Linked DNA regions of Homo sapiens: regions 2 and 3 are each linked to region 1. A link is a loop called in an ENCODE intact Hi-C map of the cell type or tissue named here. Cell type or tissue: Caco-2. All regions are shown on one strand.

Region 1 (8,000 bases):
ATTGATAAAAGAAATTAAAGAGGACACAAATAAATAGAAAGATGGTCCATGTTCATACACTGAAAGAATTAATGTTGTTAAAATAGCTATAAAATACCCAAAGCAATCTATAGATTTAATGCAATCCCTATCAAAACACCAATAATATTCTTCACAGAAATGTAAAAAACAATTCTAACATGTATATGGAATCACAAAAATCTCCAAATAGCCAAAGCAATCCTGAATAAACCTGGAGGCATCACACTATTTGACTTTAAAATATACTATTAATACAAAGCTATACTAACCCAAACAGCATGGTATTGGCATAAAAAGAGGCATGTAGAACAATGGCACAGAACAGAGAGCCCAGAAATGAATTCATAAATCTACAACTAACTGATTTTTCACAAAGGTGCCATGAACACACATTGGGGAAAGGACACTCTTTTCAATAAATGGGGCTGGAAAAATTGGATATCCAAATGCAGAAAAATGAGACACCCCCACTACCTCTCACCACATACAAAAATCAAATCAAAATGGATTAAAGACTTAAATGTAAAACTTAAAACTACGAAACTATGAGAACATCAGGGAAATGCTTGATGATATTTGGGCTGGGCAAGGATTTTTAAAGTAAGCCCTCAAAAGCACAGGCAACAAAAGCAAAAATGACAAACGGGATTATACCAAATAAAAAGCTTTTGTGCAGTGAAGGAAAGAGCTGACAGAGTGACAAGACAACCTACAGAATGGGATAAAAGATTTGCAAACTATCTGACAAGGAGTTAATACCCAGAATATATAAGCAACTTAAACAACTCAACAGCACAACTAGTTATTTAACCCAACTAAAAAATGGGCTAAAGACCTTAATAGCCATTTCTCAAAAGAAGACATACAAATGGCCAACATGAAAAATTTCAACATCACTAATCATTAGGGAAAATGCAAATCAAAACCACAATGAGATACCACCTCACTACAGTTAGAATGGCTATTCAAAAAGACAAAACAAGTGTTGGTGAGGATGTGAAGAAAAGGCAACATTTACACACTTTTGGTGGGAATGTAAATTAGTACAGCCATTATGGAAAACAGTATAGAAGTTCCTCAAAAAAATTGAAACTAGAACTACCATATAATCCAGCAACCCCCAGTATGGGTATTTATCCAAAGAAAATGAAATCAGTATATCAAAGAGGTATTTGCACTCCCATGTTTACTGCAGCACTATTCACAATAGCCAAGGTACAGAATCAACCCATGTGTTCAACAACAAATGAATGGATAAAGAAATTGTGGTGCATACACAGTGGAATACTATTGAGCCATAAAAAAGAATGCAATCCTATCATTTGCAACAACATGCACGAGCCCGGAGGACATTATGTTAAGTGAAATAAGCCAGACACAGAAAGACAAATACCAAATGATCTTACTCAGATGCAGAATCTTTTAAAAAGGTGATACAGAAGTAGAACAGTAGTTACCAAAAACCAGGGAGGGAATGGGAGAAGGAAGAATGGGGAGAAGTTGGTGAATGGGTATGAAGTGATAATTAAATAAGATTAATAAATTCTGGTGTTCTATTGCACAGTAGGGTAACTCTAGCTAACAGTAAGGTATTGTATACTACAAAATAGCTGAAGCAGAGGTTTTTAATGTTCTCAACATAAATAAATGATAAATGTGTAAGACAATAGGTATACTAACTATCCAGATTTGATCATTGTACAGCACATGCATAAACCAAAACATCAAATTGTGTTCCGTAAATATGTAGAATTACAATGTGTCAATTAAATTTTTATTTTAAAGGATAAATACAATGAGGGTCAATCTGAAGAGTGACATACACCTACATGCTGCATCTAGAACACAGTTATCTATATTCCTCCCTCCATTCTCCAACATGTGCCACTGATCGTCTTTGCCGGCAGGGGCGGGGTGGCGTCTCCCACATCCTTCTGCTTTTTTTGGTCCTAACATGATCACTCTGTAGTAGTAAGTTAAACCTATGATAGTAGCTTTCACTGATTGGTGTCACTTTATTGTGTCCCTATGTCCCAGGTACTCTGCTATTTTATATTACCTAACTCAACCTTTACTAGAATCTTACGAGGTAGGTTGTATCAGCCCCTTTTTAAAATGAGGAACTGAAGCCAGGCGAGGTGTGATGATTTACCCAGGAGGAAGCAAGTGTGGGAGTCAGGCTCCCCTTCACGTCCCCTTCCTCTGTCCCAGTCCTTGGCTCACTCAGGTGGCTTCTTGGAGCTCCAGAGTTTCCTGGCTTTCCAGGCTGTGGCCAACTCACCTCTCACCTCAGAGACCAGTCCAGTGCCTGCCAAACAGGCTCAGGGAATGGTGATTAATTCCATGGGACTCTCTGCCAGGGAACTGAGGCCCAGAGAGCAGAGATCAGAAGCATCAGCTGCCCAGGACTTTTGAGGTCCCTCATTGTGCTCATTGAGCAGGGCGCTGACCACCTTGTGGGCACAGAAGAAACGGTTCCCACTTCTCAGTGCAGAGTGGGTTAGGGAAGGAGGAAGGGGTGTGTGCAGAGTGCGTGTGAGTGTGCATCCATGTGATGCCTTCTGCAATGCAGCCATGTGTACTTTGGGATGTCTGATTCTGCACCAGCCCTGCCCTGCCTTTGTGAATCCCATGAATCCCCTAGTTCATTCCCCAGAATCCTGCCTTGGAGGTCTGAGGTAGATGTAGAGGTGGTGAGGCTGGCTTGTGCCAAATTGGAAGAACCAATTGTCATGCTCTAAGGAATTCTGCAAGCCAGTTGTGAAGCACCACCATTGTTTTTAAAAATTAAATTATATAAACCTATAATTAAATAAGTTATACTAAAAACAAAGATAAAAAAAGACTCAAAACTCATCTCTTCAAGCTGGGCACAGTGGTGGGCACCGATAGTCCCAGATACTCGGGAGGCTGAGGCAGGACGATTTCTTGAGCCCAGGAGTTTGACACCAGCCTGGGCAACACAGTGAGACCCTGTCTCTAAACAACAAAACGCATCACTTCCCTATTGTTTTGCTACCTTTTACTATCATCTATGCTCTTGGGATTATTTACATCTATTGCATCTGTATCATGTAAACACTGTTATGATGTGCTGTTGTGCATCGCTTTCCAACTCCATATTCAGTGACATCACCTCGCTTGACATCAGCCATGGTGGGAGCGTTTATATCATGGCAATAGGCAAACACTACAAAATCAGGGCTTGATTTATTGTTTTGTAGATTGCCTGTAAAGTGACAGAGAAAATGTTAATAATGCAGATTTAAAAACATGTTTGTAGCTATTACAGAGTGCATAGCAGAAATAATTGAGAAAATATTCTTCCAGAATTCAAAAACGTTTACCCCACTCAGCAAAGTAGCTCCTGACAATCAACAAACAAGTCCTGACTTACATCTAGTCTTTGTTGTTTCCCATTTGTCTTACTCCTTAACATAAATAAAAATATCAACCAATAATCATGTCGAAACTATGTTTACTCAGCAATTGCAATCATAGCTTGGCTACAGATGAATTCAGCAGAAATTAAGGAAAGCACTCTATGAGAATTAATTGGCTGAATGGAATTTGCAATAAAGATATTGTACATGTTTTATTTGTCAATTATGTAAAATGTATTATATCAGTATAATTTATAATAAGCTTATATATACATATGCATACTTTTTCAAGAGCCAGTTCTGATACATTTCCCAGCATACCACTGGGCACAAGTGACCTCGGCTCTGGCATTTCCTAAAATAATGAAGATGTCAGAGTTTCTAGGACCAAGGTCAACATTAACTATGCTTTAGAGGAAAGACAACAAGGGTAAATAAAAGAACTCAAGAGAAAGCCAGTGCCCCACCCTATGCTCTTCTCTCTATGCTCTGCATTGCACAAATCCTTTTTCCCTACTTTGTAAAATGAGGACATTGGACCAGACAAAATTTTTTAACTACCAGTCACAATTGTATGTGTTACATATATAACACACGACTCATAGTTACAATTATGACCCAGTTGAGATGCGTGTGTGCACACATGCATGTTTAACAAATTTCTGTGCATGCATGTTTAATGACTTTTCACAAAACAATACCCTTATCATGCTCAGTGCCCTTTGGTAGTCCTAATTTGGTTCAAGTCATTTGTACTCTGTCCCACTCATTTTGTACAATGCTGGTCATAAACACTAAATTGATTTTACAACCCACAAATGGGTTGCAACCAAGTGTTTGGAAAAAGAAAACACAAACAAACTTGACTATCAGATGATGCTAGGGGGCCGTCTGTCCATGAAGGCCTCTGACGCATTCTGCAAATATGTGTCTTCACACTGCAGGATCCTGAACACCCGCGACCTGCTCAGATGTGTAAACAGCAAATGAGGTCAGGTGGAAACTTTAGCTCAGACCTTATCGCCTCTCTGGGCCCTCCTCCTCGCTCCTCCCTGACCCAAAGTCATTCCCTCCTCCCTCCCACTTCTCCTCTCCCAGCCCCACTGAACTTGGCTGAGGGTCCTCTCTAGCACTCATCACATCTTCTTCATGCTATAGGGACGCCTTTCACATCTCATCTCTCGCTTTCCAGTTGTGAGGTTTTCAAAAGCTAGAAACACGTTTTATTCAACTGTGAATTCCAGCCGTCCCTTACCCAACCCCTACCCTGAGCTTCTGGACTTCAGACAAGGTACATAATAAATCCAAGTAAGTGCTTGCTGAATGAATGAGTGAGTGAAGGAAGGAAGGAAGGAAGGAAGGAGAGAATGCAGGAAGGGCAGGTGCCAGGGAGACATACACTCTGCACTGTGTGTACTTGGCCTGCATATGGCTGAGCTGTCTCCTGGCCCCTCATCCACTCGAAGTAGTGGAATCACAGACTAGCACCCACCCACGGGAAGTGTGAATGCCTCTGCACTCTCTGTCACTCTCCCTCCCCACAGGGCAGCCCTGAAGCTCCATTTGGGCACTGTCAGGGGTAGGAACCCTGTACCTCCCAGGCCGACCCTGCCATCTTGCTAAGTGAGCCAGGCTCAGTGGAAAAGCGTGGGCTTTGGAGCCAGGAAGACCATGAGAGTGAGTCCCAGCTCCACCACGCGCCAGCTGTGTGACTGTGGGCAAGCTGTGCCCCTCTCTGGGTCTTACTCTTCTCATCCTGAAAATGGATCCAGTGTCCCCCTTCCAGGGCTCTGTGTGGATGAGATACTATGAGAGTCGAGTGCCTGGCCTCATGCCCAAAGAGCAGTGCTTCTTTTCTCAATCTTTTCCCCGCTTTTGGACAGCTCTGACAAAAGAAAGGTGTTTTTCCTTTCACAGAACTGAAAGGGGACTGCCAGTGGTTGCGTTTCTACCCCCTCGGAGCCTGGACCCTGTCTGCTCCTCTGTCCCCAGAGCATCTGGTAAACAGTGGCGACCTCTCCCATTCCCCACAGGCTCTGCCTTCCATCCCCCAGCCCCAGTCCAGTGCCATGCATGGCTGTGCTCAGCCGAGCTGGCATCCCTGGCCTTCTGCTAGGGCTGAAAGTGCCAAGGACTCCACTACCTTTGGGCCCCTGACCGTGCAGTGAATTGCAGTCCCCACCTGGTTAACCAGGAGCCAGAGCGGCTGCCCATGCCTGGCCCCATGACCAATCTTACCCTTCCCTACTGCAGAAAGACTGACCCAAAGCCCAGCACCTTTGCCTAGCATGGGCCAGGTGCCCTCCTGAGCCACCGACCTCCTTTGAAGCCCTCATGTGAAGAGGCCCAGTCAGGAAAATCCACTTTGAGTCCATCCCAGCTCTGCTGCTAAGCACTGTGGCTCCTTAGGCTCAGGGGCCCCATAGGTCTCTGTTTGCTCACTTCTGAATTGAGGGGATGGGATGGACTGCTTGGGACACGGCCCAGTTTCACAGCCACCTGTCTACTGTTTGGAGCTAACTTTTCATAGGCCTGTGTACCCCACTGGATGGGGAGCTCTTCGAGGGCAGAGGCCCTTCTCATTTAGCTCCCTGTACCCAGCTCCTGCCCATACCTCTGGCAACAGTTGGCACTCACTCATGTTTCCTAAACGGGTGGATGGAAAGCTAACATCCCTCGAGGGTCTACTATGTGCCAAGCTTTGTTTTAAACATTTAGTATGTTTACCACCTCGTTTCATCCTCACAACAGCCCTATGGGAAAGGTACATTATCACCCCATTTCACAGATGAGGAAACTGAGGCACTGAAAGATCTAGAATGTTGTCCAAACTTACACAGCTAGCAAGTTGGGGAGCCAGGCATTGAATGCTAACAATCTGGATGATCGTAAAAGAACTCTCTGACTGCCGAGTTTTGATTTCAATATAATTTTCAGCTCCTATGGCCAGGGCAGTCTGGGCTCTCTCAGAATCAAGATGAGAGAATGGCAGGGGCTTGTGTAGGTTTGAGAACAAACTTCTGTATCAGATCACTTGTACACCACTTTAAGAATTCCCTGGAGAAAGCAGAATTCTTTTCAAAAATGAAATCCAGGCAGGGTGGTGGCTCGAGCCTATAATCCCAGCACTTTGGGAGGCTGACGGGGGAGGATCGCTTGAGCCTAGGAGTTCGAGACCAACCAAGGAAACACAAGGAGACCCCCATCTCTACAAAAAATAAAAGGCTTAGCTGGGCTTAGAGGTGCATGTCTATGGTCCCAGCTATTCAGGAGGCTGAGGTGGGGGGATCACCTGGGCCAGGGAGACCAAGGCTGCAGTGAGCTGTGATTGCACCACTGCACTCCAGCCTGGGTGACGAGTGAGGCTCTGTCTCAAACAAAAACACAAAAATGAAAACTGTGATGAAATAATAGGCTGCCTAGGAGAGGAGGAGGGGATGGGGGAGTATCAATGAAACAAGATTGGCCATGTGTTGACAGTTGTTGAAGCTGGCAGTTCATGATACTATTCCCTTTTCTTTTGCATGGGTTTGCATATTTCCATAATAAAAAGCTTAAATTTTTAAAATAAAATAAGAGGAAGTCCATGACTACCATAAACCCACATAAGTTTGCTGACTGTCTTTCTGGTTGTTTCCCGGTTTCTCCTTTTCCCCTGCAGGCCTGCCTCTGACAGCACCTCAGAGTGTCACATGCGGCCCCGCTGCCTTTCTCTCTTTGTGTGTTGGCTTGTCTCTATGTCTGCCACTTTCTGTGACCTTCTGAGAATCAAGGAAAAGTTCTGCAATCAAGCCCACACATAAACATCCCATTTTTATTTCATTTTCTCCCAGAGCCTCTCTCTTTCTTCTCTGTATGTCCAAATCTCTGTTCTCGTTGTGTTTGCCTTGACTTCTCCATTCATTTTGACCTTGCTGTATGGCTGGCTAGGAATGGTCAGCTCTGGCTGGTACCCCGGACATTAGAAAATGTGCATGGAGGGTATTTTCATGCATGTCTGAAAAGTTCAGAGAGTGCTACCACAAAAAAAATTGGTTGTTGAAGAAGACAAAAACTTTTCTTTTCTACCTCCTTTCTTTCTTAACTGTCTAATAAAGCCATACTCTTTTTCATTTCTTTTCACTTAATAAAAATAACAATAATAATAGCCATTGTTTATTGAATGTGTGCTGTGTGCTGGGCATTTGGATAAGGTTCTTATAGTTATTGTCTCATTTAACCCTTCACAACCTGTGTAACATGTATTCCCACTTCACGGATGAGAAAACTGAGGCTTCAGAGAGGTTAAGTAAAAGCCCAAAGTCACTTAGCTAGAGGCTGGCAGAGCTGGAGTTTGAACCCTTCTTATATTTTCCAAAGAGGAAACATATTCAGGCACTACAATGACATTAAGACATTGATAAAGGTTTCATGTCTGGGGTCCTTAGTGGGGACAGTGACACCCCTCCCCCACCCCTCACTGGTAGACAAATCTGAACTACATGCTCAGGCTGGGCCCTGCCCTGTGAGAAGGACCCTGACCAGCTGAACCATACCCAGGAAGAGGACCGTGATGGAGAGGGGGCCCTGAGAAGGATGGGTAGAAGCTCTCAGGGG
Region 2 (8,000 bases), 56 kb before region 1:
CAGTCAAGTTGAAAGTGTGTATCATACGACAGGATGAGAATGGCATTTTACCTTGACATGTTCCCTCCCAAAACTAATAATCCCACTACATCAGACAAACCTCAGCTGAGAAACAGTTCCCAAAAACACCTGACTAGTACCCCCTAAAACCATCAAGGTCATCAAAAACAATGTAGGCCTGAGAAACGATCACAGCCGGGAAGAACCTAAGGACTCAGTGTCCTGTGGTATCCTGATATGGAATCCTGGAACAGAAAAGGACATTAAGTAAAAACCAAGGAAATAGAAATAAAGTATAAACTTAATAATGTATCAATATTGATTCAATAATTGTGACAAATGTAACATAGTAATGTAAGACATTAAAATGGGGAAAATTGGGTACGGTGTGGAGGAGAACTCTGTGTATTCTATTTGCAACTCTTCTGTAAATTTAAACCTATTTGAAAATTAAAAATTTATTTTTTAAAAAGAAAATTAAGAAACCTATATACTTAAATTTGAGGAAACAAAAATTACTTTCCTTGCCTAAAGTATGTGTTCTACATTTTAGGATTTACCTGAGATCCTAATGAATAGCCTTTTTTAATGTATACAATCTTATGTCACTAATTTAAATGTAAATATTTAAGAGTTAAAAGGTTAAGTCTATTAATTTTATTAACTTGGCCCTTGAAGAAGACTCATATAAGAAAGAGGATGTTTTGACTTAAATTATTTCTGTATAAAGCACTCTTTGATGAGGACAGTACACACTTCATATAATAACCAGCACAAAATAAAATTCCAGATAAATATTCATGCTATCAAGCATGTAAGAAAAAAACAATGCAGGCTTTTGCTTAATATGCTAAAACTTTCTAAGATTTCCCAGAGCCAAGCACATTTGTCTGAAGTTCAGTTTTTAAAAGTTATTTTAACTCTGTCCCCAGCTGACATGGTTGATGAGTTGGAAATGTCATAAATGAAGTCATATTTCAGCAAGTACAGTAGGAACGGAAGAGATAAAGGTCACAGCAATTTTAGTGATGAAAATTTAACTTCATTTAGTACTGTGTTTCAAGTGTTAAGCTAAGATAGAAATATTGTTGGTTTGTCAACATAACAGTATTTTGGTTCCCTGACCCTCTGCTATGTAAACAGCCCTTCCATCTTGCACAAATGCACGCACGCGTGTAAACCTAGAGAAGAGAAGATGATGGTGGTTGCTACGGGTGAGTTGGAGATTTGAGTCTCAGAATTTGGGTACAGGGACTCCTGGTTTTTAAAAGAATGGATTGGGGGAGAAAACTTGAATTTTTAGTCTCTTTTTGTAATACTTCAGGATCTTAAATTCTAATGTCATAAACCCAACTTGAATTAACTTGGGTAAAAGATGACTTTGTTGACTCACAAAAGTCAGAGGAAGAACACAGAGCAGCTATAATGTAGGAGGGTGACAAAATAATTTTGGTTAAAACTAGAGCTAGATAACGGCTGTTGTTATTTCCCAGCTTTACTTCATTTTTTTAATGATACAATATTCTAAATTCCCAGGAAGAAGTTCCAGTTGGCCCCCGATGGAGAAGTGCTCATGTGCGGTCCATCTAGTTGTAGACAGGGAATAAATTCATGTAAGAATCTATTACACCAGCAGGAACCATTTTGGTCAGGTGGAAAATTACCAGATGGGGCTTACCATCTCACAGAGAAAGAGTCTTGGGGTGATGTTCAGGTGATATACAGGCAATGTCTAATTTAGAACTTAGTAGAAAAATTGGCCAGGCACAGTGGCTCACGCCTGTAATCCCAGCACTTTGGGAGACTGAAGCTGGTGTATTACTTGAGGTCAGGAGTTCAACACCAGCCTGGCCAACATGGTGAAACCCTGTGTCTACTAAAAATACAGAAATTAGCCAGGCATGATTACAGGTACCTGTAATCCCAGCTACTTGGGAGGCTGAGCTGGAGGAATCACTTGAACCCGGGAGGCAGAGGTTGCAGTGAGCCGAGATCACGCCACTGCACTCCAGCTTGAGAGACTCCATCTGAAAAAGAAAAATCAGAGGCTAACCCATATGACAACTTTGTCTTATTGGAGCTATTGATGAATGTCTGAGTTTTGACACACTTAAGCAATGATGGAGATCTTGTTGCACTAACAGTGTAAGTTGAAGGCCCTATGACATACTTTGAAGGGAATAGTTCCTTTCTCCAGTTCAGACCATTTTACTTGAGTCAGTCAAGTGCATACACAAGGGGTTTTACAGAAATAAAAATAATTTCATTTATGTACTCACAATATACTTATTAAGTTGTTGACATACTTGAGGCCTGCTCTAGGAACTGGTGATACAATGATGAACAAGATAGGTTATGTCCTTTTCCACATGAAGAACATATTTTAGTTGGTGAAACAGACAATAAAAAAGGAAAACCTATGTGTGTTGTAGAGATTGTGACAACTTTTACATGAAAACAAAAATATAGAAACTGTAAAAGAAAAGGGAAAGGATTTCGCTATAAAACATTAGATACCTTTGAGGGACTAAAACAACCCAAATCGACTAAGAAAATTTATTCACAGTTCATATGTATGATAAAAAAAGCTCTTCCAAGCTGATGAAAAGTCAAAAATCCATTTGAAAAACTGCAAATTATGTGACTAGCACCCAAATATACAGATACATAAAGCAAATATTGACAGATCCAAAGGGAGAAATTGAGTGCAATACCATAATAGTAGGAGACTTCAATTCTCCACTTGTAATAATAGAATATCCAGGCAGAAGAGCAATACAGAAACAGCTGACTTGATCGATGCTATATTCTGAATGGATCCAACAGACACATACAGAACTTCCCACATAATAGCAGAATACACATTCTTCCCAAATGCCCACAAAACTTTCCTAGGATCACATTAGGTCACAAATCAAATCTTAACTAATTTTAAAAAGTTGCAAATCAGCCGGGCGCGGTGGCTTATGCCTGTAATCCCAGCACTTTGGGAGGCTGAGGCAGGTGGATCACAAGGTCAGGAGTTTGAGTCCAGCCTGGCCAATATGGTGAAACCCCGTCTCTACTAAGAAAATGCAAAAATTAGCTGGGCATGGTGGCATGTGCCTGTAGTCCCAGCTCCTCAGGAGGCGGAGGCAGGAGAATCGCTTGAACCTGGGAGGCAGAGGTTGCAGTGAGCCAACATTGTGCCAGTGCACTCCAGCCTGGACAACAGAGTAAGACTCCGTCTCAAAAAAAAAAAAAAAAAGGTTGAAAATCATACCGAGTATCTTTTCCTACCACAATGGAAGAAAATTAGAAACCAATAATGGTAAGAAAACAGGAAAATTCACAAATAGATGGAAACTAAATAATACACTCTTGAGCTACCAGTGGGTCAAAGAGAAAATGAAAAGGAAACTTAAAAAATATCTCAAGATAAACAAAACTGTTTAAATGAATGATGTTGAATCTCAGCTGCTTGCCTGACACTGGAACTAAACTTAATAGGTAGTGTATGAAGCAGACTTCACTGCCTGCCCACTTATCTAAGTGACTGAGTGACTAACTTTATCACCAATCATTTCTGACCTGATGGTCAGGATGACAGGCCGCTGGGTTGTGTAACCCATCCAGTCAGAGAAGTCAGGGGGTGTTGTCAGAGCAAGTTGCTGCCTGTGCTGCTGCTTCATGCCTGGGCTCCTCTGCATTCCAGATCCATGCCCGTCCGCTCGCTTGAGCACACTTACAGATGCTAGGATCAGGTAACCAGCAAATAAATATTGTGAGATGCCTCCAGCCCCTTCCTAACCTAAGAACCATCAGTGACCTGCAGAGAGTCCATGAGCCACTGAGTTTGTGGGTGTGCGCATGTTGCTGTGGTGAGAGCTTATGGTTTCCATCAGATTCTTGATGTCATTGCTAACTTAAATGTCCCAAAATTGTCAAAAAAAACACTACTTAAAAGAGACTCCCCCGCAAAAAATGCTCATGAATATCATAATCTATTCAAAATCCATTTCACAGCCACTGCACTGTATTCTGCTGCTCTCTGGGGTCAAATGAGGGGGAGAAAGAGCAGGACTCTGAGTTCACCCCCGAGCTCCACTTGGAGCTCTGTTGTTCGGGGCGGCCTCTGATTCTTGTTATTCCCACTCAGTGTCCAGAAGGGGAGGTGTGGGCTGAAGTCTTTCAGAGAAAACCCAGGAGAGCCTGACAGCCTGTCTTGCTGACGGCCTCCTTATTCCAGCTGACTGTGACTTCTCCCTTCATGACAGATACTCTTCATTCTCAAGTCAGGGAAAAGGACCCTGATAGGACACCATCCTGTCGGAGCTAACAGACGTGCACCTTTGAGAGTGATCGTTGAGAAGGTAATTTAGATAGATTTCTGTCTCTGAAAACGTCCGTTCATTTGTGTTGTAGAATTACACTCGTGTGTGTTTGTGCTCTGCATAGCAGTGTGTGCATCCTATAGTCTTTTCACAGAAGTGTATGTGTCTGTAAAAACATAGAGTGTAATTTCTGAGCACATAGACACTGAGTAAACTCAGTGTATGATTTAATAACACTTAATCTTTACTAAATGAAACTTGTTACTCATTTTTAAATGTAATACTTTTTGTAAGAAGCAAGTATGAATATGAGAATCAACTTGACCTGTTTCACTGGATAGCACCAACTCAGGATGCTCACACAGGAGCCGTAGAAGGCATCCTTTACCTCTTTCTTCTCCTAACCCCCCAAAACAAAAACTGATTCTTTTCCATTTTTGCCTCTTAGGTACCTAACATTTTTCCTTCCTTCTCTTTATCCCTGAGGCCATCATCTTATTCCAGCAACCTCAGGACTTATTTCAGAAGCCCCTTAACTGCTTCTAATCTGAATTCTTTCAGTCCACTGTTTGCACAACCCCCACAGTGATTCTAAAAGGCTCAATACCTGTGACTACCACTCTGCTGATGACAGTATCATACCAAGCTACTTGCACTCAAAAACAGCTATCAAAATTGACAACATGTGACACAACTCTTTTCAAGCATTGCACACAGCAGGCGTTTGGGGACAGTGATCCTTGAGGGAAGAGAAATGCATGATTTCGGTCCCTCTATCCTCTGTCTCTTTGCTTTATGGACACTTTCCTGCTGTGGCACAATGAGATTAAGTTCAAATGGAGCAATGGTCTTGCTGAGCTGCTGAAGGAATTTGAATCTGGGTCAGGATTAAGAAATGGAATCTCTAGTATGTGGGAAGGAGAGGTGTGGCAAAAGCTTGTTTGGAATTTGTGCTGTTTTTACTCACAACACTTTGGACACCAAATGTGTGGGGGGTTTTCTCACACCAACCAATTATCCAACTCTCCAGACACCAAACACCTGTCCAGTGACTCAGTTCACTTCTGACACTAAGCTCCCAGAGTCAGCATCAGACTCTACAGGAAACGAACTCAGTCCCACAAGTGCCCCCTCACTTCAGATGCCAGTTGCAAGTACTGAGTCCCCAGGTAACCCACCTTTCTGTCCAGCGTGGCTACAAAGTCAGGCGATTCCCAAAGCACTGCACCCTTTCAGGTGTGATAACTTGCTGGAATGGCTCACAGAACTCAGGAAAACACTTTACTTAAGGCTTAATGGTTTATTCTAAAAGATACAACTCAGGAACAGCCAGATGGAAGAGATGCATAGGGCAAGGTATGGGGGGTTCTGTGGAGCTTCCATGCCTCCCCAGGCATGCCACCCTCTCAGCAGCTCAGGGTGTCTGTTTGTCACCCCAGAAGCTCTCTGAATATCATTGTTTGAGCATTTATAGAGGGTTCAATCTTTAGCACCCCTCATCCCTTCCCTGGAGGTTGGATATTAGGGCAGAAAGCTCCAACTCTCTAATAATTTGGTGTTTCTGCGAACTAGTCCCATGCTGAGGCTGTCTTGGGGTTCACCCTAAGTCACCTCATTACCATAAGTTCAGGTGTGATGAAAAGGGGCTTGTTATGAATGACATAAGACACTCTTGTCACTCAGGATATTCTAAGAGTTTAGGAGCACTGTGTCAAGAACTGGGGACAAAGAGCAGATATATTTTTTCATATTATACCACAGATTTCAACATGTAATAGTGAGCAAGAGCAAGTCTAATTACACAGGCTGAGGCTTCCTGAGCCTAGCAGAGGTCATCTGCTTGGGCTGAGAGGTATGTGAGCACTTCTGGCTACTAAGAGAGGAGAGACCTTAAGGAACACCTTGGCATTTCAATGAAACTACAGAAGAGTGAACACTACATCTTAGCAAAAGGACCATGCCCTAAGATTAAGCTCAATGCCATCATAAACCCAGCCTATCAAAGTATGAACAAAGCCACACAAAAAGGGTTTCCAGTAACTCAACTGACTGCCTAAACAAAACTCAAGGTCCTAGAGATGAATAAAAACATAATCCAGAAACCACATAACATCGCATCCTCATTGTCCAGCATCCGGTCATGAACCAGTAGACCTGGGAACCCGGACAATGGAATCCAAAATCCCGGGAGGAAGTACCCGTAAAAATACCTGAGAGGATATAGATCTTGGAATTAGCAGACAGATTTTGAAGGAGCTATTTTGAGTTTACGGACTTAAATATTATTATAAGGAGTGAGCAGATGGGAAATTTCAGTAAGCTAAAAATTTTTTTTAAAAAAAGGAAATCCTTGGCTGGGAGTGGTGGCTCACGCCTGTAATCCCAGCACTTTGGGAGGCCAAGGCGGGCGGATCACGAGGTCCAGAGATTGAGACCATCCTAGCTAACACGGTGAAACCCCGTCTCTACTAAAAATACAAAAAATTAGCTGGGCGCGGTGGTGGGTGCCTGTAGTCCCAGCTACTTGGGAGGCTGAGGCAGGAGAATGGCGTGAACTCGGGAGGTGGAGCTTGCAGTGAGCCGAGATCGCGCCACTGCACTCCAGCCTGGACGACAGAGCGAGACTCCGTCTCAAAAAAAAAAAAAAAAAAGGAAATCCTTGAACTTTAAAGCTGAGTATTTGGAATGAAACGTTACTGAATGGCTTATTTGTGAACTTGAAGATAAATCCATAGAAAGTATCCAAACTGAAAATTGGAGAAAAGAATAGATTGGACAAATGTGAACAGAGACTCAGAAGCACTAATTTCACAAATTATGAAACCTATGTGTAATGAGACACAGGGGAAGGACTAATGGCAAAATCTTTGAAAAAAATAATGGCTAAAGATTCTCAAAATACAGTGGGAAATACCACTTATAGACCCAAGAAGCTCAGTAAAACCCAAAGAAGGTAAATATGAGGAAAACCATATCTAGGCAGAACATAGAAAAACTTTTGAAAACCAGAAAGAAAAAGAAAACCTTAAATACTGAAAGAGGGAATAAAAAGGCAAGCTACCCCATGGAGAACACCATACAAATGACAGCAGGTTTCTCATCAGAAACAGTGGATGCCCAGCTATGAGGGAATGATGTCTTCAAATGATGAAATTTTTTAAAAGTATAAACCCAGAATTCTCTATCAAGGAAATTATATCTCAAAAGTGAGGATGAAATAAAAACATTTAAATAAATAAAAACTAAGATATTTCATTGCCAGCAGATTTGCACTAAAAACAAAAAAACTGAGATAGTTTTTCAATCTGAAGAGAAGTCATATCACACAGCAACTTGGATACATAGAAATGAATGAAGAGCATTAGAAATGGTGAATATATGGATAGGTTTTTTTTAAGACTACATTTTTTCTTAGCTTTTTTGAAAGACAGTTTAAGGCACAAATGACAGGATTATATCCATCATATGGGGTTTATTAATATGTAGCTATAAAATATATCACAACAATGACAAAAAGGACAGTAAATAAGTGGAATTCTATTGTTGAAAGGCTCTTAATGTGAAGTGGTCCAATTTTAACTCTAAATAGATTGCGATAAACTGAGGATACATATTGTAATCCCTAGCATAGCCACTAAAAGAATGCAATGAAGTACAATAAAAATCCAATAAAATAATAAAAATGGA
Region 3 (8,000 bases), 43 kb after region 1:
GCCACAGCTGTTAGCGCAAAAGGTTAGCTCAAAGGGTGAGATTGCTTAAATGAGAAGTTCAGAGGAACTGTCCTGGAGGGGGTGGCCCTTAAGTAGGGCTCCAAGAAAAAGGAACAGTGTGAGCACGGCTGGATGGGAGGCAGCAAATGACCCACGAGAGCATTAAACTCAAAAAACATCCTTGTGAGAAGCAGTCTCCTGTTGGCATATCTCCACGGACGTGCCATGGGCGGCAGAGCTGGGGCGAACTGCCAGCAAAACCGAGGGTCTTCCACAGTGTTGAACTGTCCTGTCACAGACTATACTTCCCGTCTCCTCTTGCACCTAGGCTGGGTCATGTAGCTAGTGAAATGTGAGTAGAGGCGATGTGTTCCATGCAGAGCCCAGGGCTCTCAAAAAGTCACTGTGCCTTTTCTGCACTTTCTTCCCCATTTACCAGCTGACACGGAGATCTCTGAGGCCCCAGACAGGGGTTTTCACTTGGATCCCTGGACCCCTTGGGATTCTATAGGTAGATTCACAGATTCTGTGAACTCCTTGAAAGTGTGCAAACTGTGTGCATGTGCGTGTACATCCTTTTCATGGTGAAAAGGTCTATTGCTTTGATTAGCTTTTCAAAGGAACGCAAAACATAAAAATGGTTAAGAACAGGCCAGGTGCGGTGGCTCATGCCTGTAATCCCAGCACTTTGGGAGGCCGAGGCCGGCAGATCACCTGAGGTCAGGAGTTCGAGACCAGCCTGGCCAACATGGTGAAACTGTGTCTCTACTAAAAATACAAAAATTAGTCGGGCATGGTGGTAGGCACCTGTAATCCCAGCTACTCGGGAGACTGAGGCAGGGGGAATTGCTTGAACCCAGGAAGCAGAGGTTGCAGTGAACCGAGATCGCGCCACTGTACTCCAGCCTGGGCAACAGAGCAAAGGCTCCGTCTCAAAAAAAAAAAAAAAAAAAAGGTTAAGAACCGTTGTACATGGTGGAACCACAAGACGAAAGGAACCGGTGTCCCTGAATCTCCATGTGGAAGGAAAATACCAATTTGCCAGGTACCTGCATTAGACTGTTACATAAGCAAAACTAAATAGTCGTCGTATTGAACCCTCAAATTTGGGGGGTTATTTGTTGTGGCGGCTAACATTATGCCAGTACACATGGGAAGAACGCTTGGCTGGGAGCAACTTGTCCAAGTTGCTCTGTCCACATTTCTGGCTAAGTGAGGTGGGATGCACCAGAGGCTCTCAAAGGGCCTCATACCAGGACTTCTTGCTTTCCCTTGAGGGTCTTCCTAACTCCAGGACTAATGTACAGATCATTGGCGCTTGGGAGGATTAAGTGACACTCTCAACCCAGGTTTTCTGGCTTCTGTGCCCAACTCCACCACCTGCTCTTACCAAGGTCTACAGGGAGTCCTGGTGGCTGCAGCCAGGGACATTGCTCAGTGCTCCTCCTACTTGACCTCTTGGGAGCCTCAGGCTTTGCTGGGGGCTCCCTCCCCCGGAAAGTACCCCGCCTTCCTTGGCTTCTTGCCTCATCTCTCCTGGGTCTTCCTCCTGCTCCTCCTCATTCTCTGTTCACTCCTTGTTGGCATTCTTAAGGTCAAATGATTTTGCTCCCCTTACAAACTGTTCTCAACATAGCGGCCCCAGTGATCCTTTTAAAACAAGTCATATCATGTTGCCGCTGTGCCCAAAAGCCTCTGGTGGCTCCTTCCTCAGAGTAAAGGCCCCCGTCAGTCCATCCACACGGTGACCTCCAAACACCAGCCCTCTGCCCCCCTCAGGCTGTGACTTCTCTGTCCTATTTCCCCACCTGGCTTGCTCCATGCCAGCCACCTGGCCTTCTCCTGTGTTCCTGGAGCCTCCAGGCATGCTCCAGTCTCTTGGTGAGACGACCTCTGAGCACCTTACTGAAAATTACAATGTCTACTCCATCCCACCCACTTCCCTATTCCCTTCCCAGCACTGTTGTTCTCTATAATACCCTTCACCTCCTGACAGACTAACGATTTCACCTGTTTTGCATATGGTCTGCCTCTTCTATCAGAAAGGATGTTCAGGATTTTATTTTTTTTTTAGTTTCCTGCTGTATCCTCTGCCCCTAGAATAGTTCCTAGCACATAGACAACATTCCATAAAATGTGTTAAACAAAGGAATACATAAGTAAGAGTCCCACCGTGTCCCTAAACGTGCAACCTCCAGGGTGGTTGCAGTGGCTGGCACTACCCCCCACGTGGTTACTGCAGCCAGAAACATGAGGTTACCCAACTTTCTCTCCTCTCTTGTGCCAAGTTGTCCATCTGTCATCATGCCCTGAAGCCTGCCTTCTGGCTGTCCAGACTCTGCCCCCACCCCACACCCTGGTGTGCCAGCATCACTTTGGGCGCAAGCAACAATGTCCTGAGAGGTGCTGACTCCAGGTCAACTCCCTCAATCTATCCTCCACATTGAAGCAGAGCCAGCTTCAGAAACCGAATGTGATCCTATCACTTTCCTTTAAAAGCCCTCGGGGGCAGCCAGACATGGTGGCTCACACCTGTAATCTCAGCACTTTGGGTGGCTGAGGCAGGAGGATTGCTTGAGGCCAGGAGTTCAAGACCAGCCTGGGCTACACAGCGAGATGTCCCCCATCTCTACAAAATGTTAAAAAAGTTAACCCAGCATGATGGCACACACCTGTAGTCCCAGTTACTTGGGAGGCTCAGGTGGGAGGATCGCTTGAGCCCAGGAGTTTGAAGCTGTAGTGAGCTATGATCAAGCAACTGTGCTCCAGCCTGTGTGGCAGAGGGAGACCCTGTTTAAAAAACAAAAGCAAAACCAAAAAGCACCCTCCCATTGCTAGACCAAGTGTGAGCTTTCTGAAAGGATGCACGAGCCCCTTCACAGTCCAGCCCCTGCCTGCCCCCTGCCCCCATGCTTTTCCTCCCTGCCTCTTTCCTCCTCATGGAAAAACTTGCCCTTCCTCCAACCCTCCATATTTCTCAGACTCCAGGAGCATCCTTCCCTTATCCCTCTGGTCCCCTGCTAGTCATTTAGCAGGACCCCATGCCCACTCCCACTGGGCCTGTGCCTGAACTGAGCTGGGAGCCCTGGGAGGCAGCGGTGTCTGGCAGAATCAGAGGACCTGAGCTTGAGCCTGTCTCCACTCACTGCTGAACACCTCCCAGGCTTGATGTCTATCAAGTGCAGAAGAATAATACTGAGGGCCCTGATGGCAGTTAGAAAGTGAAACCCTGTCTCTACTAAAACTACAAAAATTAGCCGGACGTGGTGGTGTCTGCTTGTAATCCCAGCTACTCAGGAGGCACCCAGGAGGCAGAGGTTGCAGTGAGCCAAGATTGCGCCACTGCACTCCAGCCTGGTAGACAGAGCGAGACTCCATCACGAAATTAAAAAAAAGAAAGAAGCATGAAGGGAGGTGGCCCACCGTGTGTGCTTGATACAGAGGCTTGCTTTCCGCTCATGATCTCACGGCCTCTGTGCTTCTCACTGCACTGTCCACCCGGCTCTGTAATTGTCTCCCCTGCCCAACTGTGAGCTCCTGCAGGGAAGGGACTGTCTTACTCAATTCTCTTTCCCCCAACAATAGGCCTAGAGCAGGACCATCGCCCCCCACCCAACCCCTTTGTTTTTTCTTAAACCAAAGAGTTACTTGTGTGAATTAATGAATCAGGTGGCCACCAGAGGTCAGCCTCACACCCAGAATGGAGCCAACCCAAATGAAAGTTCCTAAATGGCCCCGGGTCTGAGGAGAACCGGTGGGACTGAGCAGCAGCTCTGATGCATCCAGCACAGTGGCTGGCTTGGGTGTGTAGGGCTTGCTGGGCTTTGCCGTGGGTTCTCCAGGCTTGGAGGGTTGGTTCCATGTGCTTGCCAGTATGCGCCGCTCTCTGGTCCCTCGTGCATGCTCATGGGGAACTGATTCCAGAAGAGTTCCCTATTAAACCTCTCCACTTCCTTTCCCTCACCTGAAAAAAGTGGGGTGGTAACTCCATTACTCCACTACCTGCTTTATAGGATGGTTGTGAGGCTTCCATAGCATGGCAAGGTGCCTGGCATAGTGTTTATGGAGTAAGATCTTGGTGAGAGTTTGCTAAGTGGATGGAAGCCCCAGAATTGCAACATCTCCCAAGTGTGAGTCTGGTGGGCAGTGTCTGGCCTGAATGAGGACACCCAGTTAAACCTCCCTGCTCACAAGTCTGTGCATTCAGCACAGTGGTAAAATGAGTGGAGGGGACTGGGCTTGCTGGCTCACGCCTGTAATCCCAGCACTTTGGGAGGCCAAGGTGGGCAGATCATTTGAACTCAGGACTTCAAGACCAGCCTGGGCTATGAGGCAAAACCCTGTCTCTCCAAAAAATACACAAATCAGCCAGGCATCATGACATATGCCTGTAGTCCCAGCTACTCAGGAGGCTGAGGTGTGAGGATTGCTTGAGCCCAAGAGGTGGAGGCTGCAGTGCGCCATGATCGTGCCACTGCACCCACCCTGGACAACAGAATGAGACCCTATCTCAATGAATGAATGAATGAATGAATAAATAAATAAATAAATAAATTTTTAAAAGAATTTAAAAATGGGTGGAGGAGCCGTGATGGCTGAGTTTATTAACAATCTGACCTACAGGCTCCTCACTCTCAGAATTTCAGGGCTCAAAACAAGGGACCATGAAGATTGTCTTTTCCAATCCCATTCCATACTGGAACACTGTCTACAGAGCTCGTCTTTGGTTAAGGAGTATTGAAACTTAAATAAGGAATGGAGTTGTTAAAATATTGTGATGTTGCACATTAATCATTAGAGACACCCAGCCGCCCATTTCCATGTCCCAGTGCGTTTATGAGAAACTTTCGCTGCTGTGCAACAGAGGTGCCAACAGCCTCCCAGAGAAATCCGTAGAAGGTGCACTATGGGGGAGTGTCAGGGTCACCTTAGCTGTAGACAAATGGTGTAGAAAGGAGGTCCTAGGAAGGGAGGTGAGGGAACCAAACAGACTCTGAACCCTCAAGCAGCAGTTTCCAGCCAAACCCAAGTTATGATAATAAACAAAATCATCATGTTGCCTAGGTAAGACAATAGGATGTTTAAGAGTTGACTGGGGCCAGGCATGGTGGCTCATGCCTGTAATTCCAGCACTTTGGGAGGCCGTGGCAGGAGGGTTGCTTGAGACCAGGAGTTTGAGACAAGCCTGGGAAACATGGTGAAACCTCATCTCTACAAAAAATACCAAAAAAAAAAAAAAAATTAGCCAGGCATGGTGGTGAGTGCCTGTAGTCCCAGCTACTTGGGAGGCTCAGGTGGGAGGATTGCTTGAGCCTGGGAAGCAGAGATGAGTGGGGTGTGCATTTACAGGAATGGGGGGACTTGAACGTAAGGTGGCTTGTAAGCAGCATGGTCTAGAAAGATGGACCGAGAGAGGGAGGCTCAGCATTCTGCTTCTGTATTGTGGCCTGGCTGGCTTGGATTTGCCTTCACTCCCATCAGTTGGGGAATGAATGTAGCAAGACTAACAATAAACATTATGAACTCTGAGGTTTGAAACTCTGGAAATCCCCAGCATGTCAAGGTGGCCCCCATGCTAGGCTTGGCTTGAAGGGTGGGTATGGTTTGGAAGGGGTGGGGGGCTGTGGAAACGAGTCCAACAAGATGGGCCCATTCTGAGCAGGAACCAGAGTTTTTCTCTACGGGTCTTACAGTTGCACTTTGTCACCCATCCAAGAGAAAACAAAAACAGAAACATTGGGGAGGGGACTTTTGCACCTGACTGGGGGTTGACTAGACCACCTGGGTCCCTTCCATCCCCCACACTCTATAAAATGTTCAGCAGCAGGACAATATGGAGACAAAATGGATTTGCTCACAGAATGTATACGTTTATTTTTTAACGGAGTTAATTCATGGCCGGGTGTTGTGGCTCCCACCTGTAATCCCAGCACTTTGGGAGGCTGAGGCGGGTGGATCACCTGAGGTCAGGAGTTCAAGATCAGCCTGGCCAAAATGGTGAAACCTCATCTCTACTAAAAATACAAAAATTAGCCAGGTGTGATGGCATGTACCTATAATCCCAGCTACTCAGGAGGCTGAGACAGGAGAATCGCTTGAATCTGGGAGGCGGAGGTTGCAGTGAGACGAGATCACACCACTGCACTCCAGCCTGGGCGACAGAGTGAGACTCCGTGTCAAAAAAAAAAAAAAAAAAGAAAAAAAGAAAGAAATTAATTCATATACCATAATTAAACAATTCCATAGTTTTTAGTATTTTTACCAAATCATGCAACCATTACTATTGTTCAACTCCAGAACATTTTCAAAACCTCCCAAAAACAAATCCCATGCCCACTAACAATTACTCCTCTATCCCCTGGCAACCACTAATCTATGTTCCATCTCCATGGATTTGCCTAGTATGTATATTTCATATAAATGGAATCATACAGTCTGTAGCCTTGTACATCTCTCTGGCTTGTTTCACTGAGAAGGATGTTTTCAGGGTTCACTGATGTCACAGCATGTGTCAGTACTTCATTCCTTTTTATGGCTGAGTAATCCAAGGAATATTCCATGGAAACATTTTATTAATCCACTCATCAGTTGACGGACATTTGGGATGTTTGGGCTTACTTTACAGGTGTAATCATGTAAGCATATTCTTTGCCTACTCCTTCCCACAAATTAAGGAAAATCAGTAGCAAAATGAAGGGCAAGCAACTAAAACAGCCAGCAACTGGCACACAGACAAGGAAAAGCACCTCTGGTTTTTAGGTTAAGCCAATGAAGAGTGGGGCCGAGATTTAGTATCCACCTAGTTCAAAACCCCTAACACTTTCCAAGCTTGTGTTCTGAGTTGAGTCGATCCACTAAACCATCAAGCGCACCCATGGGAAAGTCCTTGGATCAGCAGGAAGAGCTACAAATTACAGATCACTGGTTTTTAATCTGTCCTCCAGAGACTCCTAAGATTTCATGGAAGCAACTCATGGGCCACCAAGGGGGCTGTGGTTGGGGGTTAGATAGGTAGAACTCTGAGCCTGGTCCCCATCTCTGATTTAAATAGAACAGCCTTGATTGAATTGCTTTATTTGTGGGGTTTCTTCTAAGAGTTAATTTGGAACAAAGAAAGGGTGTTCTTGGCTTTAAAACAGCTTGGCAAGCATTCGTCAAGGTGGTTGTGGAATTGCTGGACTGTGACTGGGCCTCCCTGACAGCTGCTCTTACGAGTTCTTCTGAGGAACCTTGATGGTGACCGTCTTTACCTCTGTGTAGGCCTTAAGCCCATCCTCACCCAGCTCCCTCCCGTTTCCAGATTCCTTAAACCCTCCAAATGGCGTGTGGCAGGTGACGATGTTGTAGGTGTTTACCCACACGGTCCCGGCCTGGAGTGCCTGGGTGAAGTACATGGCCTTGTCCAGATCCCGGGTGAACACAGCCGCAGCCAGGCCATACCTGGTGTTGTTGGCCCTCTCAACCACCTCCTCAATCTTCTTGAACTTGAACAGGGGCTGCACAGGCCCAAAGATCTCCTCTTTGGCAATTCTCATGTCATCCTGCACGCCACCAAAGACAGTAGGCTTGATGAAGAAACCACGCTCCCCGAAACGCTCTCCGCCACAGAGGAGTTTTGCGCCCTCCTTCTGGCCAAGCTGGATGTAGCCTAGGACTCGTTCAAACTGCTCCTTGTCCACCTGAGGCCCCTGCTGGGTGTCCAGCTCAAAGGGGTTCCCCACTTTCCTCTGCTTTGCTTTCTCCACGGTTCTCTCGAGAAACTCATTGTAGATGGATTCTTCCACGAAGGTCCGGGAGCCAGCACAGCAGCACTGGCCCATGTTGAAGAACAGGGCTTCGTGGCACTGCTCCACGGCATGCTCCATGTCAGCATCGGCCAGCACGATGCTGGGGCTCTTACCACCCAGCTCCAGGGTGACTCTCTTGAGGTTGGAATCGCCAGCTGCTTTCTGGATCAGGTGGCCCACCTCGGTGGAACCGGTGAAGGCAACTTTGTCAAC

What was found. Hi-C counts contacts between places; a loop is a spot of excess contacts. Peaks named below come from ENCODE experiments on the same cell type or tissue, not always from the same donor. Only the 100,000 strongest peaks of a DNase experiment are listed, where the experiment ranks them.
Region 2: a loop joins it to region 1, with 2.4 times the contacts of the local background. A loop is called at or near these places in 3 of 110 quality-filtered maps.
Region 3: it touches region 1 in a loop (2.1-fold over the local background); 3 of 110 quality-filtered maps call a loop at or near these places.

Annotation. Positions count from the first base shown.
Region 1 is chr9:38,439,761-38,447,760 of GRCh38, reverse strand. All of the region lies in intron 4 of LOC105376041 (a long non-coding RNA gene), which reads right to left. Among named protein-coding and RNA genes, the nearest start is that of IGFBPL1, 19 kb to the right of the region's middle. RefSeq lists an enhancer at 4,275-4,569. In Caco-2, no CTCF peak of the experiment used is centred here; a DNase peak (open chromatin) is centred at 4,370.
Region 2 is chr9:38,495,997-38,503,996 of GRCh38, reverse strand. It overlaps LOC105376042 (a long non-coding RNA gene), which reads right to left and starts at 4,346. Exons shown (of 2, transcript XR_929607.3): 1 at 1,916-4,346; 2 at 1-245. In Caco-2, no CTCF peak of the experiment used is centred here; a DNase peak (open chromatin) is centred at 3,616.
Region 3 is chr9:38,396,511-38,404,510 of GRCh38, reverse strand. ALDH1B1 (aldehyde dehydrogenase 1 family member B1) reads right to left here. Exons shown (of 2, transcript NM_000692.5): 2 at 5,850-8,000. The coding sequence ends at 7,209. Among named protein-coding and RNA genes, the nearest start is that of ALDH1B1, 7.8 kb to the right of the region's middle. In Caco-2, a CTCF peak has its summit at 3,679 (motif pointing right); a DNase peak (open chromatin) is centred at 3,720.